Regions from separate parts of the Homo sapiens genome. Here region 1 is linked to region 2. Evidence: read pairs that join two places in POLR2A ChIA-PET (ENCODE). Cell type or tissue: PC-9. All regions are shown on one strand. Links, peaks and the distances in the headings refer to the core of each region. The heading gives the core; the rest is flanking DNA.

What was found. Peaks named below come from ENCODE experiments on the same cell type or tissue, not always from the same donor. Only the 100,000 strongest peaks of a DNase experiment are listed, where the experiment ranks them.
Region 1: POLR2A ChIA-PET joins it to region 2 with 12 read pairs; 4 of 35 experiments call an interaction of 5 or more read pairs at or near these places.

The regions. Positions count from the first base shown.
Region 1 is chr6:47,401,341-47,409,684 of GRCh38, reverse strand. No RefSeq gene overlaps it. Among named protein-coding and RNA genes, the nearest start is that of CD2AP, 72 kb to the left of the region's middle. In PC-9, for the core only: no CTCF peak of the experiment used is centred there; DNase peaks (open chromatin) are centred at 1,694, 2,254 and 4,224; H3K4me3 peaks cover 631 bases; H3K27ac peaks cover 4,949 bases.
Region 2 is chr6:47,335,503-47,343,846 of GRCh38, reverse strand. No RefSeq gene overlaps it. Among named protein-coding and RNA genes, the nearest start is that of TNFRSF21, 30 kb to the right of the region's middle. RefSeq lists an enhancer at 4,157-4,658. In PC-9, for the core only: no CTCF peak of the experiment used is centred there; no DNase peak of the experiment used is centred there.

The sequences.
Region 1 (8,344 bases), core at 67-8,066, 66 kb before region 2:
GAGATGGGGTTTCACCCTGTTGGCCAGGCTGGTCTCAAACTCCTGACTTCAAGGGATCCGCCTGCCTCGGCCTCCCAAAGTACTGAGATTACAGGCGTAAGCCACCAAGCCCAGTCGTTGCTTTGGCTTTATTTTGTTTTTTATTTTTCCCTAGGTCTTTTGAATTTTGGGGAAAAATTTTAATATATTAAGTTTTGGCCATTAAGGGCTTAAATAATGTTGAATTATAATTAGCTGCACAAGTAAATCTGTGGGTTTCTTTTTTTCTGCCTCACTTCAAATCAGCCTGATAAGGAATGTATCTTTCTCCAAACATTCCTCATTTTGCAGGTTCCCATTCCCAGAGTTAGCTTAGAGATTTTTCTAATTGAGGAGGTAGCTTAGAGATTTTTCTTTCCTAATGTATGTTTTGAGATTTTCCTCTTTGCTGATGTGTGGATTTAGTCTATAAATTTCCCTCTCGGCATTGCTTTAACTGTATCTTACACATTTTGATATGTTGTATTTTCATTTTTATTCGGTTGAATTAAAAAAAATTCTCTTTAGAATTCTTCTTCATACAAGTATTATTTAGAAGTGTGTTGTTTAGCATTTAGATGTTTGGCGATCTTTCTGCTATTATTCTGTTATTGATTTCTAGTTTGATTCTATTGTGGAGAACACACTCTATATAATTTTAATTGTTTTACATTGCCAAATAGTATTTCACTGAAAGAATATACCACATTATGTTTATCCATTCATCAGCTGATGAATGTTTGCATGTCATATGGTAGTGAATTTGGAATCATGTAAATGTTTTACGAATTCTAAAAGAAAAAGAAAAAAGTAATTTCTAAAATTTAAAACATTTTAGAAATTCCTAAATTCCTAAGTTCCTAAATTTGTTGTGGTGAGGGTTGCACAACTTTACATTAAAAAACATTAAATTGAGTAAGTTGTATAGTATATGAATTCCTTATCAATAAAGCTGCTATGAAAAAAGTGGAGTGGGATATAGGAGATCACACCTGCAATCCTAGAGCTTTGGGAGGCCAAGGTGAAAGGATTGCTTGAGGCCAGCTTGAAGTTTGAAACTAGACCAGGCAACACAACAAGACCCTGTCTCTACCAAAAAAAAAAAAAAAAAAAAAATTAGCTGAGTGTGGGTTGCTTGCCTGTATTTCCAGCAATTCTGGAGGCAGAAGTGGGAGGATCACTTGGAGCCCAGGAGTTCAAGGCTGCTGTGAGCTAAATTTTTGTTTATGTTAAAAATTATTTACAAAATTATCTTGGGCCAATGTATAATATCTGGATTCCTGCTAGAATTCAAAGAGCTCAAAACTTTGCGAAATTTTAAAGCAGGATGTGTTATTCTATTTTGGGGACTCTGTTATCTGCCATTAATCCACATGTCTATTTTTACCAAGATGTCAAATCTTAGGGATTTATTATGACCTCAGAACTGAAGTGCTAGTAGAAAGTTAGCTTTTTAAAACATGCAGCTTGTGGAAGATGCATGACTAAGGAAATAACTAAATCTCTTAAGATAACAATTTTCAGATGATTCTACATCCCCCAGAATCTCTTATCTGATTTAAGTTCCTTAGTAAATCAAAATATTTGTTCTTAGGTTGACAACAAACTTGGAGGGTTTCAACACATGAGATCTTAAATAGCTCTGGGACACTCCAGATTATGTGAAGCAAAACAAAACAAGATAAAAAATAACTACAATGTCCCCAGGGTGTTATAAAATTATAAAAGGAGCTTTTATTTGCTTAGTTATATATTTCTGACTAACCCTATTTACAGAAATAATTCTGAAAGCAGCATTTATGACCTGCTGAGACATCATACAAATATGACTCAAGTATTATGCCAAAGGCTCTTGATTTCAGTTTGTTATCAGGAATTTAAGTGCTTTTTAAAAATTTTTTCTTGGCAGCTATTGCTCTTGCTGATACCATCATGGCTGCCATCTCTTCCACCTGCTCCTCCCTCTTGATTAAGTTGTGTGTGTGTATGATTTGAGGAGATGGTGAAAGCAAAGCATTGTGCTGGGTCCCCTTAATAACAGCTTAGTAACAAATACAAGGCATCTTTATCCTAGATGGAGTTTCATGGACCTCCTGTCTGTTGTGCTCAATGTAATCTAAAAAAGTATTCTTGAGGAAGCTTAGGAACATGTCTTAGGCATTCACATGTTTAATAATTAACTCTCTTCCTCTTCTCTACACCCATATGACAAAGCAAAATTTGTAAATCATTTTAACTGAGTAATTGAGAATGTATGTAAGACATTCTTAAGTGACATAGGCCTTGCTCTGTCTCTCCACAGAGCTCCTAGGTAGGATCACCATAGAAAGCGCCTTGTTAGATTCCATCCTCATCTGTTTTTTCCTGCTGTAACCAAATACCACAGACTGGACAATTTATAATGAACAAAAATTTATTGGCTCCCAGTTCTGGAGGCTATGAAGTCCAAGACTTAGGGGCCAGAATTTGGCAAGGGTCTTCTTGCTATGTCATTTCATGGCAGAGGGCAAAGCGATGGCAAGAGATAGAGAAAGGGGTCAAACTCATTTCATAAGGAAGCCACTGCTGTGATAACAAACCCACTCTCATGATAATGGCATTAAAAAATTCATGAGGGTAGAGCCTCATGACCTAATCACCTCTTAAAGATCTCCCCTCTCAACATCTCTACACTGGGGATCAAGTTACCAACAGGTGAACTTGGGGGTCACATTCGAACCATAGTCAATCCCTATGACCTAGAGTGTATATGGTCCTTAGGAATGGAGACTGAGCAGGTGATATTAATTAGTAAGCAAAGTATTTGAATGTCTCTTAAAGATTGGCATTTCTTAGTATTTTCCTGCCACCTTCTTTCCCTCAGCACATTCATTTTAATAGTTTCAGTATCTATCTATATGTTGATGACTGTCAATTATATAATTTCAATGCAAAACTCTTTCCTGAGATACAGATTTATATAATCAAATAACTATTCGTCTTAGTTAGTTTGGGTTACTATAATAAAAATGCCATAGAATAGGTGGCTTAAACAATTTAAATTTATTTCTCACAGTCCTGGATACTGAGAAGTCCAAGATCACTGTGACAGTCTATTTGGTGCTGTTAGGACCTGTCTCCTGGCTTGCAGATGATCACCTTCCTGGTGTATCCTCACATGAGACAGAGATCATCTGTCTTGTCTCTTTTTTTTTTTTTTTTTTTTTTTTTTTTTGAGACAGGGTCTTGCTCTGTTGCCCAGGTTAGAGTACAGTGGTGTAATCATGGCTCACGGCAGCCTTGATCTCTCAGGCTCGGATGATCCTCTTGCTTCAGCTTCCCAAGTGGCTGGGACATGGCCATGTGCCACCACACCTGGCTAATTTTTTGAAATTGTTATTTGTAGAGATGAGGTCTCCCTATATTGCCAGGCTGATCACAAACTCCCGGCCTTATATGATCCTTGCATCTTAGCCTTCCAAAGTGCTGGGATTACAATGTGAGCCACCATGGCTGGCATCTGTTTCTTCTTATAGGGACACCAGTCTCATTAATGAGGGCTCTCCCTTCATGACCTAATTATCTTTGAAAGGCCTCACCTTCAAATAGGGAATTAGGCTTCAACATATGAATTTTGAGGAACACAAACATTCAGACCCTAGCATTGTTAGACAGCTCATCTTGGATATCATGTAGCAACCCTACAGAATTTATCATTGCTTTCCTTCCTTCCCAAAGTGCTAATGCTTTAGAAGGTGTTTCTTATCCTACTAGATGACACAACCATCCACTCAATTTCTCAAAGCAGATATCAGAATTTACATCTTCTTTCCTGCATCATTTCACCACCATATACATCCATTCACTTTCTTCCTCAATATATCCAGAATTCATCTAATTCTTTTCATGTCTGCTGCCAGTGCCTTTATCTTCACTGCCACTCTAAACGTCTTCTTAGACTTCTCCTGGCCTCTGGTCCTGCCCCTTTCTACTTTCTAACTGCAGTTAGAAAGGTCTTTCTAAAACACAAATTTCGTCCCCCGCTTGGCCTCTCCCACAGGTCCTTTATTGCCTTCTAAATAAACATCCACTCTGGGATCTGAAATTCTCACTGCCCTTTACGCTGTCTGGCCCTCTGCCCAGTTTCACCCACCTCACTCTTAACCTTAAGGTTTGAATCTACTACTTCCTTTGGGAAACATTTCCTGAATTCCTCAGACCAGGTGAGCTACTCTTCTGTTCCCACAGCTTGTCGTACTTATCCTTTATAACACTCATACTATTTTATGTTTACTTGTCTGTCTTCTTTATTAGACAAGTTCCTTGTTATAGGGAACTTTGTCCAGTTCAGCATTGCAATACAACTACCCAGTAGGTGTTCTGTAAATATTTATTAAATGAATGACTAAACGGATCCACCTCAACAAAATCATCAGCATGATAAATAGTATGCGTTTGTACCCTATAGCTACAGCATAAAACATGAAATAGGAAAATTTTACCAGTATGATTTTGTGATGCTGAAGAACAGAATTGTGAGCCATGAATGGCAACATATGATTCTTGCTATACTCAGAAAGAATTGAAATGAAGCATACAAAGCATATGGGATGATTTATACATTCATTAACAAACAAGTAATGAGGCCCTACTGCGTGCCAGGCCTTGTAAGGGCCTTTGGAAGTATGAAGACGAGTAAGACCTGGTGACTGTTCAGCAGGAGTTCAAAGTTGAGTGGATGATAGATTCATAGAACACTAAAGCTGGAGGAAACAGAAAGGAAATTCAATCTAGCCCCCGGATTTTACAAAGACATGGATGATTTCTACAATGCCTTCCAAATTACTCAATAATTATATAAAAAGAAAATGTTTTTCCTTTAAACACCAACACTTTTCCCCACCTCCAATTAATCTGTGTCCTTAAAAAGGAGCACTGTATCAGTGCGATTGAGATCACAGCCAACATAAGCTCATCTTAGAAGGAAAAAAAAATGTATGATTTGTCAAAGCTGCCTGGAAGGGAAAATTTCTGTTTAAAATCCTGGCATTGGGCCAGGTGCGGTGGCTCATGACTGTAAGCCCAGCACCTTTGGAGGCCGAAGTGGGTGGATAGCTTGAGCCCAGGAGTTTGAGATCAGCCTAGGCAACACGACAAAACCCAGTCTCTGCAAAAAAAATAGAAAAAATTAGCCAGGCATGGTGGTGCATGCCTGTAGGCCCAGCTACTTGGGAGGCTGAGGCAGGAGGATCACTCGAGCCTGGAAGGTTGAGGCCTCAAGGAGCTGTGATCACGCCACTGTTTGCACAATAGAGCAAGACCCTGTCTAAAATAAAATAAAATAAAATAAAAATCCTGGCATCATAAATGCTTTAGGAAAAAAAACCTGTCTGCATAAAAGAATTCAAAATGATCGTTAATTAAACTCATCAAGCTATGTTTGCAGGATATGGAAAGAATTTGATTACACAACCATTTGACACAGGTATCTCATTGACCAGAAACTGGTTTTAAGAGTCTACCTCAGTTAGGGTAGTATTATTAAGTTTGAATTGGTTTTTTAATGAACATTTTAGGACTTTCAGTAAAATGACCATTGTGCACATTTTGATGTGTTGAAGTCAGTCAAAGATAGGCCAACTGGTTTTCCCCAGGTGAGATATGAGGAGGTGGATGGTCAAAGGTTGTTTTTCTTGGATGAAACAGGGCTTATTCACGGGGTGTGTGCTGCACCATGGAGACGAGAGTAAGGCAGCCTAGAATTAAAAGGTTGAAAATATCCACATCTTCAAGTCAGAAAACTAAAAATGTTCACTTTATGGAGGACAACTGGTACCTTAAATATCTTGATTTCACTCACATGCCACCTGTTTCCTGGAGCTCTGAACAACCATAGGTGGGGCCTCACACATGCTATTTTTACATTTAGAGGGTCATTGACCTTAAGAGACATCACACGTGCAGAAAGTTATAGTGTGGAGTTTAAATAGATTGGTCATTGATGATGGTTGCTGCATAATCATACTATTACATATGCACACATATACATATTACTATTACATATACATTATTACTTATATACGTTACCATTACAAACACATATTACTGTTATATATGTATGTTACCTATGTATAGATACATGTACATTATTACCTATACATATTACTCATATATACATACATGTACATTATTTTAACTACTGATAGCAATTTTAGTAACAAATCAGAGCTATCCCTCAATCAAACTTGGGACATGATTTTCCCTGCCTTTTTGATTTTATAGTTAGTGAGAGGAGAAAAAAATAGTTTTTAGCAGAGTGACAGTGATACTGTTTCTTCAAGTAGAAAAGTCAAAAGTTCCATCTCATTTCAGAAATGCAGACGGCTTTTCATTTATATGTTGATTTCATGTGATCTGGAATGCAACGGAATTTAAATTAGACATGCTCATGGAAGAGAGAACAAAACACCCTGCATTTTCTAATTATATAAGCACTGAGGCTTGGATGATAGATGATGGGAAAAAACTCTCTAGGCAGAAATTGTGATGTGATTTCTTATTGCTCACAGCACTTATTACCTTACACATGTATGCTGAAACTTGTGCCTTCTTTCCTTCTATTATTGAATCCAGTCATTTTTCCTCTGCTATTCTCTACTTTTTTCATGCATATGAGGTTTATTTTCCTGTCTCAACTGTCAGGCTTCTAGAGATTAAGGACTAACAATACATTGAAAAAAATGATAACTTACTTTATTCTTACGTGTTGCATTTGAGGCTGTTTACTATTTTATGCAATCATAGAAATATGTATGATTTTGAATCTGTTTACAAGTATAATTCTCTCAGATTTGGAACTATTACCCCAGTTTTCTAATTGGGGAAACAGAGGCTTACTGTGCATATATAACTTGCCCAAGTTCTCACTGCTGATCTGTAGTGAGGCCAGGATTAGAAGCCAGAGTTTCACTCCAGAGCCTGTATTCTTTCCTCCATCACACACTCCCTCTGTAAGCTCTACACTTTCTCCCCTAGCCTCAACAACCTCAACATTTAACAGAGGACTCAACCGATGGCGATTAGTCTACAGATGCTTGTGGAATTGAGGCGCACCCTAATGTAAACTTCTTCACTATATAAAGTGGACAGGCCTTCAAAGGAAGCGGAAAACAAAGCGGACACATGAACAAAAAGGTGTCACCTGGGACCTAAACACCACACATTGCTTTCCTCAACACTTCCAGCCCAAAGGAGGAAAGACTTCAAAATTAATTCTGCATAAGTGGGAAAAAGAACTCAAAGCAAATATTGCCAACTGACTTGAGAGACAGCTAGGAGAGGATTTGGCTCCAACTGAGCAGACACTCAATTTTGGCATCCATCCAGCTCAGAACTAAGGTCAGTTGTTTAAAACTGGGTCTCAAGAAAAGCCTGAGTGTCGCAAGTGATTATCTTCAAACTTCCCCGACATCTCGGGGGACCCAGTATTAGATTTAGAGTGCTTTCCCTGAGAGTATTTGCATAAGCATTGATGAGCCTTGTTCCCAGTTTGGTTTTTATATTTGCAGGGTTTACTCCAGTGCACCATAGCACCAAGTTTTCCCAGGACATTTAAAAATCTCATTTCTCTACAGCAACACTTCCTTGTTTGTGTTCCTCTTGCACATCCTTCTTGGGGCACACAAGCCATCATTCTCGTTGTTCTTAAGGAGGCAGTCAATTATGGATTTTTATAATTAGGATTCTGAAACATGACATTTGAGACAGGCCTCCTTTCAAACAGAGATCCCTAGGGCATAATCTAATTACCAACAAGGTACAATGCCCACAGTCTTGCAAAGAACTCTGGAGTAAAGGCTCTATGTTGACCCAAGTCATTAATAATAGATCATTAGCTCTTGAGCCAGCATTTATTGAACACCACGGAGTGTCAGATGTGCCGCAGGATGGTAACAAAAGAATGAAGATTCTCGAAGGATTCCCCCAGTGGGTGGGTGAGACCAATTTCCCATCTGGTTGTGGTGAAGCAATGGGGTTACCAGGGTCTACTCCATTCACATTCCAGTAAATATGAACAGGTCCCGTCCACCCTTCTACAAGAAGGGCAGCAAGTTTCCTGAGAAGGCAGAGTTGAGAGAATGCTAATTGTAAAGCATGAGGAAGAAGAGAAAAGAGCAGGTATGAACCCCCGACGATGGAAGTTTTTAAATGACTCTATTGGGGGCCAACACAATAACAATGTCTATCCTCTAAGAAGTCTCATAGAGGCAATTTCTTCCTAGTAAGACTTACACAGCCCTTCACCTGGGCACCACTCAGTACAAAGACTTTGTTCTTATCTTGGTCC
Region 2 (8,344 bases), core at 123-8,122:
TGTGCAATATCTCTGCCTTCCTTCTTCCTGCCACTGTGCCCTCTCCTTCTTCTATTTCAGTCAGATGTGTGCTTGTCATCCCCACCAAATGAGTCAGATGAGATGAGAGTATTAATTTATTTGAGCGGACATATGTCTACATCATTTGGAGAAAAGGCACCAGACCCACTGTGCACTCTCAAATAATGTGATTAGGGCTAGTTTGAAAGCAGCAAACCTCAGCCCCTCCTAATCAGTCCTGCCTGCTCCAGCCCACTCCATTTCTCAGTTTGTCTTCTCAGCAAATTCTTACTTCCTTAACTCTCCACTCCTCAGCCCCTTTTGCCAACTACACGTACATACTTTGCCCATCTTATAGATTTATAACTCTCCTGTTCTTGTAATTTGTTATGGCAAATTATAATATTCACTGGATTTCTATAATGAAGAAGGGATAAATTTTTTTAGAATCTCTCTCCCTTTATGTGGGGGAAGTTACTGTAATATGAAACATGATCCAATCCTAATCTCCTCACATCTTAGATTCATGGAATTCCAAAGGCAAGATTTGGACACAAATTTAGAGACTGTCTTGTCCAAATGCTTTATTTTAGAAACGTCTTTTAGTCTCAGAGAAACTTATCTAAAATTAACAAGCTCTGGAGTTGGAAGCAACAGAGGCACATCCCAGTTCCTTTACTCAAGGGTGGGTATGTAGGGGTGTGTGTGTGTGTGTGTGTGTGTGTGTGTGCGTGTGGCTGTGTGCACATGTATGGGCATTAGAGGGGATGTGTGGTGGCAGGTCCTGGTCTAGACAGGGAAGTGAAGAAGGTCAGCCGCAATCCCACATACCTGGGTTTTGTGGCCGCTGGAACACTCCTGCAGGAGTTGAGACAGCAGAGAATCCAGGCCATCTGGCCACAAACCCAGCAGCAGGGATCCCTTCCCGTCTGCTCGAGGGTTAAGCTTTGCCCTATTCCTGCTCCTTTCAGTCTCGGCTTTTACTGCTTCTGCTACTTCTACGGACGCAGAAGGTTAATAACTTGAAAGAAACCAACTCATCAGTGTTTACAGCTTCTGCTGACTCTCAGTCTTTCATGGTTAAGGTTCCTGACTTCTCGTTCTCTCCGGGGTTCCTTCGGCTTGTGCCCATTGCTAGCTCTCTTTCCTTCTATCTATCCTTCACACCCCTGAAGACAGAGGGACTGGTTGGTTCATTTAGTTTCATAGTTATTTCTTATGGACAAAGTTCTTGTGTCAGCCACTCATGAAGGCTGCCACTGGGCCTGTGGATCAGTTGTCCTGGGGCCCATCCGCCATGACCAGGATGGCCATGGTCTGTCTTCTTCAGAAGGGACTATGGAGATGGCAGGCCCTAACACGTGTCAAACCTCCTCTCCAAGCAGACTCTGTTAGTGACTATTAGTGACTAAGGTGGAGCCTAAATTCAGGCATTCACATACCTCATTCAGTGTTCTCATGAGGCCCGTCCCGCCCGCTCCCTAGTTCTTCATATCTCTTCCTCACCAGCGTCCTGCCTCTTAGCTCCTCATTCCCCTGGGGCATCCTGTTGTTTCCCCTCTACTGCAGAGCAAGGCCCCCTCTCCCAGACCTTGGTAATATTGAACAGGATCTACTTAATTAATTATAACTGAGAATGGCTCACTCTATTTCTTTGGGTATTTATATTTTTAATGATACCTTAAGCTGAACAAATTCTCCTCTAATGTGATATTTCAGACTGCTAGAAGGAAAGAAAGATTTGGGAGGGAGCACATTTCCCCGGACTACTCCAATTATCATATAAACAAACAGTTATTTATTCTCTGTGTCAATCAATGCAGTTCCAAACTTCTATTAAATATCTCACTACCACCTCTATTTCTTGATGATGATTGATAAATTAATGAGTTTTTTTTTTTCACGAGGCACACAGAATAGGGATGTTGGGACTGGCAGAAATAATCACATTTTATGCTCTGAAAGAGGCTCAGAAGATACAAAATAAAGGACAAGAAAATCTTTTTATAAGGGGGAAATGTTTCTAATTTAAGGATTCTTAAACTTGCCATCACCCATTGCACTAAAGCAAAGCTAAGCTGTCATTCACATATCTGGAATTAGTTCTGTATTCTCAGGGAGTTATTCTTTAGTCAATAATTATTACCCTAGTGTCTACTATAGACTGGGTGATATTCAAGAAACGTCAATTAGTATCTTATGCTGAGTAAGGAGCAGCCATGGAGATACCCATTGTAAATATTTTTATTTTTACGTTCATTTGCATTTGTCTTAACTGAAATAGAGAATATGTTTATGTACATATGTGGGTATATATTTATTAATAGTCTATTTATCTTAACTTCAAGTTATATTAGCAAGATTTTTATATAACTAAACATGTAAAAAGATGTCATCCTCAAAAGATAGTATTCTAATGACTATATAATATTCTATCATTTCAATAGACATGATCATTCCCCCCGTTAATACCAGGGTTGTTCTAATATTTTCACTATTGCAATGATGCTACAATTATCCTTCTACATAAATCATTATTTACATTGATTATTATTCCTTAGAATATATTCCCAGATCTGGAAGTACTGGGCCAAAAAGCATGAAGGTTTTTAAAGTAAGAAAGTTATCTTTGATGTTAGTTGTAAAGAAGCTGCAATGGCAGACATAGAAGCAATGCCAGAACCCTCTTCTCAAGTCTGGAGAAAAATGCATTAGTAGTATTGAGTTTTCTCCATCATGGGAAGGAAACCTACTTTTAAGAAGTGACTTCCAGCTCACGCCTATAATCCTGTAATCCCAGCACTTTGGGAGTCTGAGGAGGGTGGATCACCTGAGGTCAGGAGTTCAAGACCAGCCTGGGCAACATGGTGAAACCCCATCTCTGCTAAAAATACAAAAATTAGCCGGGCCTGGTGGTAATCCCAGCTACTTAGGAGGCCGAGGAATGAGAATGGCTTGAACCCAGGAGGCAGAGGTTGCAGTGAGCTGAGATTGTGCCATTGCATTCCAGCCTGGGAGACAGAGTGAGACTCCATTTCAAAAAAAAAAAAAAAGAAGTGATTTTCGCTTTAGCCTACACTTTTTTGTTCAAGAAACATGTAACTGGGGTTTGGAATCCTTTAATATCATTAACCACATTTCATTGTCACATTAACAGTATTCTCCTGTCAGTGGACTCTATCTACTCTTAGAATAAAATCCCAAGGCCTTTCCTGACTTGAAACATCCACATAATCTGGCCCCTGCCTGCGTTTCCAGCCATGTTGTGACATTCTCTCCTTCCTTACTCTGCAACCACACACTCTTCCTTCAGTTCCCGAGTGTGCAACCTCTCTCAAAGGCCTTAGTCTAGTCATTTCTCTCTGTCTGGAATGTTTTCCCCTCATGCTCTTTACATGGTCTAGCTCTTTCTTTTCCTACAGAACTCAAGTATTTTTTCTCTTTTCTTTTTTCTTTTTTTTTTTTACATTTCAGTAGCTTTTTGGGAACAGGTCGTGGTTGGTTACATGAATAAGCTTTTTAGTGGTGATTCCTGAGATTTTGGTGCACCCAGGACCCGAGCAGTGTACACTGTACCCAGTGTGTAGTCTTTTATCCCTCACCACTCCTATCCTTCCCCCTGAATCCACAAAGTCCATTGTATCATTCTTATGCCTTTGCATCCTCATAGCTTAGCTCCCACTTATGAGTGAGAACATACTATGTTTAGTTTTCCATTCCTGAGTTACTTCACTTAGAATAATGGTCTCCAATTCCATCCAGGTTGCTGCAAATGCCATTATTTTGCTTGTTTTTAAGGCTGAGTAGTATTTTATGGTAGATGTATGTGCCACAATTTCTTTACCCACTTGATTGATGGGCATGTGAGCTGGTTCCATATTTTTGCAATTGCAAATTGTGCTGCTATAAACATGCATGTGCAAGTATCCTTTTAGTATAATGACTTCTTTTCCTCTGGGTAGATACCCAGGAGTAGGATTGCTGAATCAAATGGAAGTTCTACTTTTAGTTCTTTAAGGAATCTCCAGAGTTTTCCACAGTGGCTGTACTAGTTTACATTCCCACCAGCAGTGTAAAAGTGTTCCCTTTTCACTGCATCCATGCCAACCTCTATTATTATTTGATTTTTGGATTATGGTCATCCTTGCAGGAGTAAGGTGGTATCACATTGTGGTTTTGATTTGCATTTCCCTGATCATTAGTGATGTTGAGCATTTTTCATGTTTGTATATGTTTGTTTTTTGCAAATTATCCATTCGTGTCCTTAGCTCACTTTTTGATGGGATTGTTTGGTTTTATCTTGCCGATTTATTTGACTTCCTTGTAGATTCTGGATATTAGTCCTTTGTCAGATGTATGGATTGTGAAGATTTCTCCCAGAGTAAACATGTCTGTTTACTCTGCTGATTGCTTCTTTTGTTGTGCAGAAGCTTTTTAGTTTGATTAAGCCCCATCTCTCTATCTTTGTTTTTGTTGCATTTGCTTTTGGATTCTAGGTCATGAAGTCTTTGACTAAGCCAGTGTCTAGAAGGGTTTTCCCCATGTTATCTTCTAGAATTTTTATGGTTTTGGGTCTTAGATTTAAGTCTTGAATTGAATTCAGGATCCATCTTGAATTGATTTTTGTATAAGATGAGAGAGGAGAATCCAGTTTCATTCTTCTACTTGTGGATTGCCAATTATCCCAGCACCATAAACTCTGAAATCCCTGGAGACCAACACAGTGACTAGCATGTAGTAGTAGGCACTTGATAACTATTTGTCATTACATTTCTAGTGAATTTTACCAGTTGTGGCACTGGGACAAAGTGTCCTATAAGATGAGATATTCAATCTAAAGCCAGATTTTAAGGGAGAAACTTGGCCTTCAGGCCCAAGGTTGAAGTTGATCTGCATTACCTGATGTAGTAGCTAAACAATGTTCCCCAAAAGACATCCATGTCCCAATTCCCAGAACCTTTGAATATCTCAGAATGAAACACTGAGGTTTGCTTGGCCAAACAGCCAGTCAACAACCCACCCCAGGGTTGGGGTAGCTGTGACCTAGGTGTAAAGGCCTGAACTCCAATTTTTAAGTGCTTGTCTCAGAAGAAGTCTGAACTGCAGAAGGCACAGCATCCACTAAAGCCCAAATAAAGCCAGCAGAAGAACCTTTGTGATTACATTTACGGCCCACTGGATAATCCAGGATAGTCCCCCCATCTCAAGGCTCTTTACTCAGTTATACCTGCAAAGTCTCTTTGGCCATATAAGATCAGATGCTCAACTCAAATCTGGGTATAAATCTGAAATGGACCTCAATATGTGCTCTCTGTGAGCTGGTTGTTAGAGAGTGGCCTAGAGTAATTGAAACAATATAGATGATGGCATCAGCCTTTGGTTTGAATCTGAGATTAGGCATTTACTAACTAGCTGGGTAGCCTTGGACCAGTCATCTAACCTACCTGAGGTGTAGTTTTCTTATCTGACAAATGTCAGTAATATCTACCATACAAGATAGTTGTGGAGATTAGAAAGTCTATTAATAATGTGCTGAGTACATAGTAGCTTTGTAAAGTGGTGATTATTATTATTACTGGGGTCTCTTCCAGAAAACCATTGCCAGAGTCATGGATCAGGGACTAAGATTTGTTTTAGGTTGGTGTGCCTGCTCCCCAACCCCAAATACCAAAGAAAGAAGCAGATATCAGAAAGGGAGGTACTAAGGGATTATGTCCATTACTGTGCCCCCTCCCCTACTCCCAGTCTCAAACCCTGTTCATTACCATCAGGCAAACCATAAAATAGGAAATGTGTGTATTTCCCCACCTGGTAGAAAGCCTATGAAACTTCTGTTCAAAAAGTTACCTTTCAGTCCCATTTTCTTCACCTCTAAAATAAGGTTAATAATGGTACCTCCCATACAAGGTTATTGTAAATACAGAAATTAGATAATGCGTGTAAAACACATACCAAGGAACCTGGTGTAAGGTAACTGCTTGATAAATGTCAGCTGTTGCTGTGGTGGTAGTGGCAATGGAATCCCAGAGGTGCTAATAATGAGGAGGAGGATGGTGATGATGATGATTCAATGAGAGTGGCTTCCTGGTTAAATTCAGCAGACACCTTGGCAATTGACAGCTCTCACATGGCCTTAAGGCAGAAAATTCTCTCTCTTTCTCTCTCTCTCTCTCTCTCTCTCTCTCTCTCCCCTTAAAACAACACAAATTTATTCTCTTACAGTTTTAGGGGTCAGAAATTTGAAATCGGTCTTATTGGGCTACAGTCAAGGCATAGGCTGGACTGCATCCTGCTGGAGGCTCTAGGGGAGAATCCATTTCCTTGCTTTTTTCAGCTTCCAGAAGCCACCTACATTCCTGGATTCATAGCTTTCCTCCTCTGTCTTCAAAGGGCATCACTCTTATTGCTGCGTCCATCAACACATCTTCTTCTTCCTTTGACCTTCTGTCCCCTGTCTTATAAGGACCCTTGTGATTACATTTATAGCTCACTAGATAACCCAGGATAATCTCATCTCAAGATCCTAAGTTCAGTTACACCTGCAAAGTCTCCTCAACTCAGTTACACCTGCAAAGTCTCCTTGGCTATATAAAGTAACATTCACGGGATCTGGCCATTTAAGATGTGAATATTTTAGGGGGAGGTTATTCAGTTTACCATAACCATCCATGGTCTGTTCCCACTTCCACACTTCCTCAGGTAGACTTCAAAATCTGTCTTTGTGAATCTTCCACTGCATACACCCTTAACACCCTTGCCCTGTCCCCTTTCTGTTATAAGCTTCACCCCTGTGTAACCTAGCCCTCCACCTCCTACATGTCTGCACCCAGGCAGCTCAACAAGTCTGGACTGAAACACAATTGTGCTAGTGGGTCCCACCTGACATTTTAAACCCCAGCTCTCAGGCAGGCTCTCAGTGCTAAGGCAGAATTCTTGACATAGGCAGGGCACAGACAGGCTGGGGTGAGGTAGAATAATTCAGGCTTGAGATAATTCACAAAGCCAATGAATGACAGATAGGAAGGGTTAAACAGGGGTAAGAAAATTCTACCTGGATTTAAAAAATGAATTTTGAGGAACATTTGCCCTGATTGTGAAGACTTTGTGTGTGAAGACTTCTTGGTGATGAAATTCTAAGGCAAAGTGAAAAAATTGTGCAGCCAGCCCAAAACAAAGGAATCAATTCTAAGTCTGCTAAGAAGCTTGTGGGAAAAGGTCTTGTAAGTACAGGGCTTAACTTAATGGGGGAAGACAGAAAATGGTAAGATAAACACAGAAGGAAAAAATGTAATGCCAGGTAGAGAAAAATGCTGATAAAGGCAAAATAGGAAAGTGGATGGAGAATGACAGGGATTGCTATTTTAGAAGGGGGGCCAGAGAGGGCTTCTCTGAAGTGATGGCTGTGAGTGGAGGATACAATGAAGGAGTGAGAAAGGAGATTGGCAGGCAGAGAGAACAGCAAGTGCAAAAACCCTCAAGGCAGGGTTTGCTTGGCAAGTTTAAGGAACAGCATGGAAGTCAGTGTAGCTGGAGCAGAGGGAGCATGGAAGGGAGTGATACGTGAAGTTGGAGGGGATTCCAGAGGTCACACCATGGAGGGGCTTTGAGGACTTCTCGTCATTGTTTGGCTGCTCCTTTGATGGGGGAGACATGCCCTTCTCCCTGTATCCACCGAGAGTCATACTGCATTCAGCAATAGCCTGCTCATGTGTTACCTCTGCCAAGAAGCCCACTGGTTTCTCCTAGAGGCATTACTGACAGGCCTCCTGCATTCTCCCCTGGCTCTGGGAGTATGTGATGGAAAACCAAGTGTTTTTCTTACACACCCAATATAGAATACGTCACCTCTGGTCACCAAAATGTGTGTGGGGATTTTTTTTCTCACACACCAAAAGCAATTTTCCAGTGAACACTGTTAAAGCAAACTAAATATGGGCTGAGAAGGACTCCGTAATTTTATATTTGAGACCTGGTGGATGAACTGTAACCTTATTAAGATAAGCAGACAAGTTGAAAACCTAACTTAGGACTATGTGCCTGTAACAATAGCTGAGTCTTGGCCAATCCCAGAGGCCATATTTCAACCACTCGTAGACTGCTAAGTGTTCAAACTGTGTTCAAATAAAGCAAACACCAATCTGTAACCAATCCAGCTGTTTCCGTACCTCACTTCTGATTTCTGTATGTCACTTCCCTTTTTTGTTTGTAAATTTGTTCTGACCACGAGGCACGCTTGTAGTCTCTCTGAATCTGCTGAGTCTGAGGGCTGTCCTATTCGCGAATCATTCATTGCTCAATTAAACTCCTTTAAATTTAATTCAGCTGAAGTTTTTCTTTTAACACC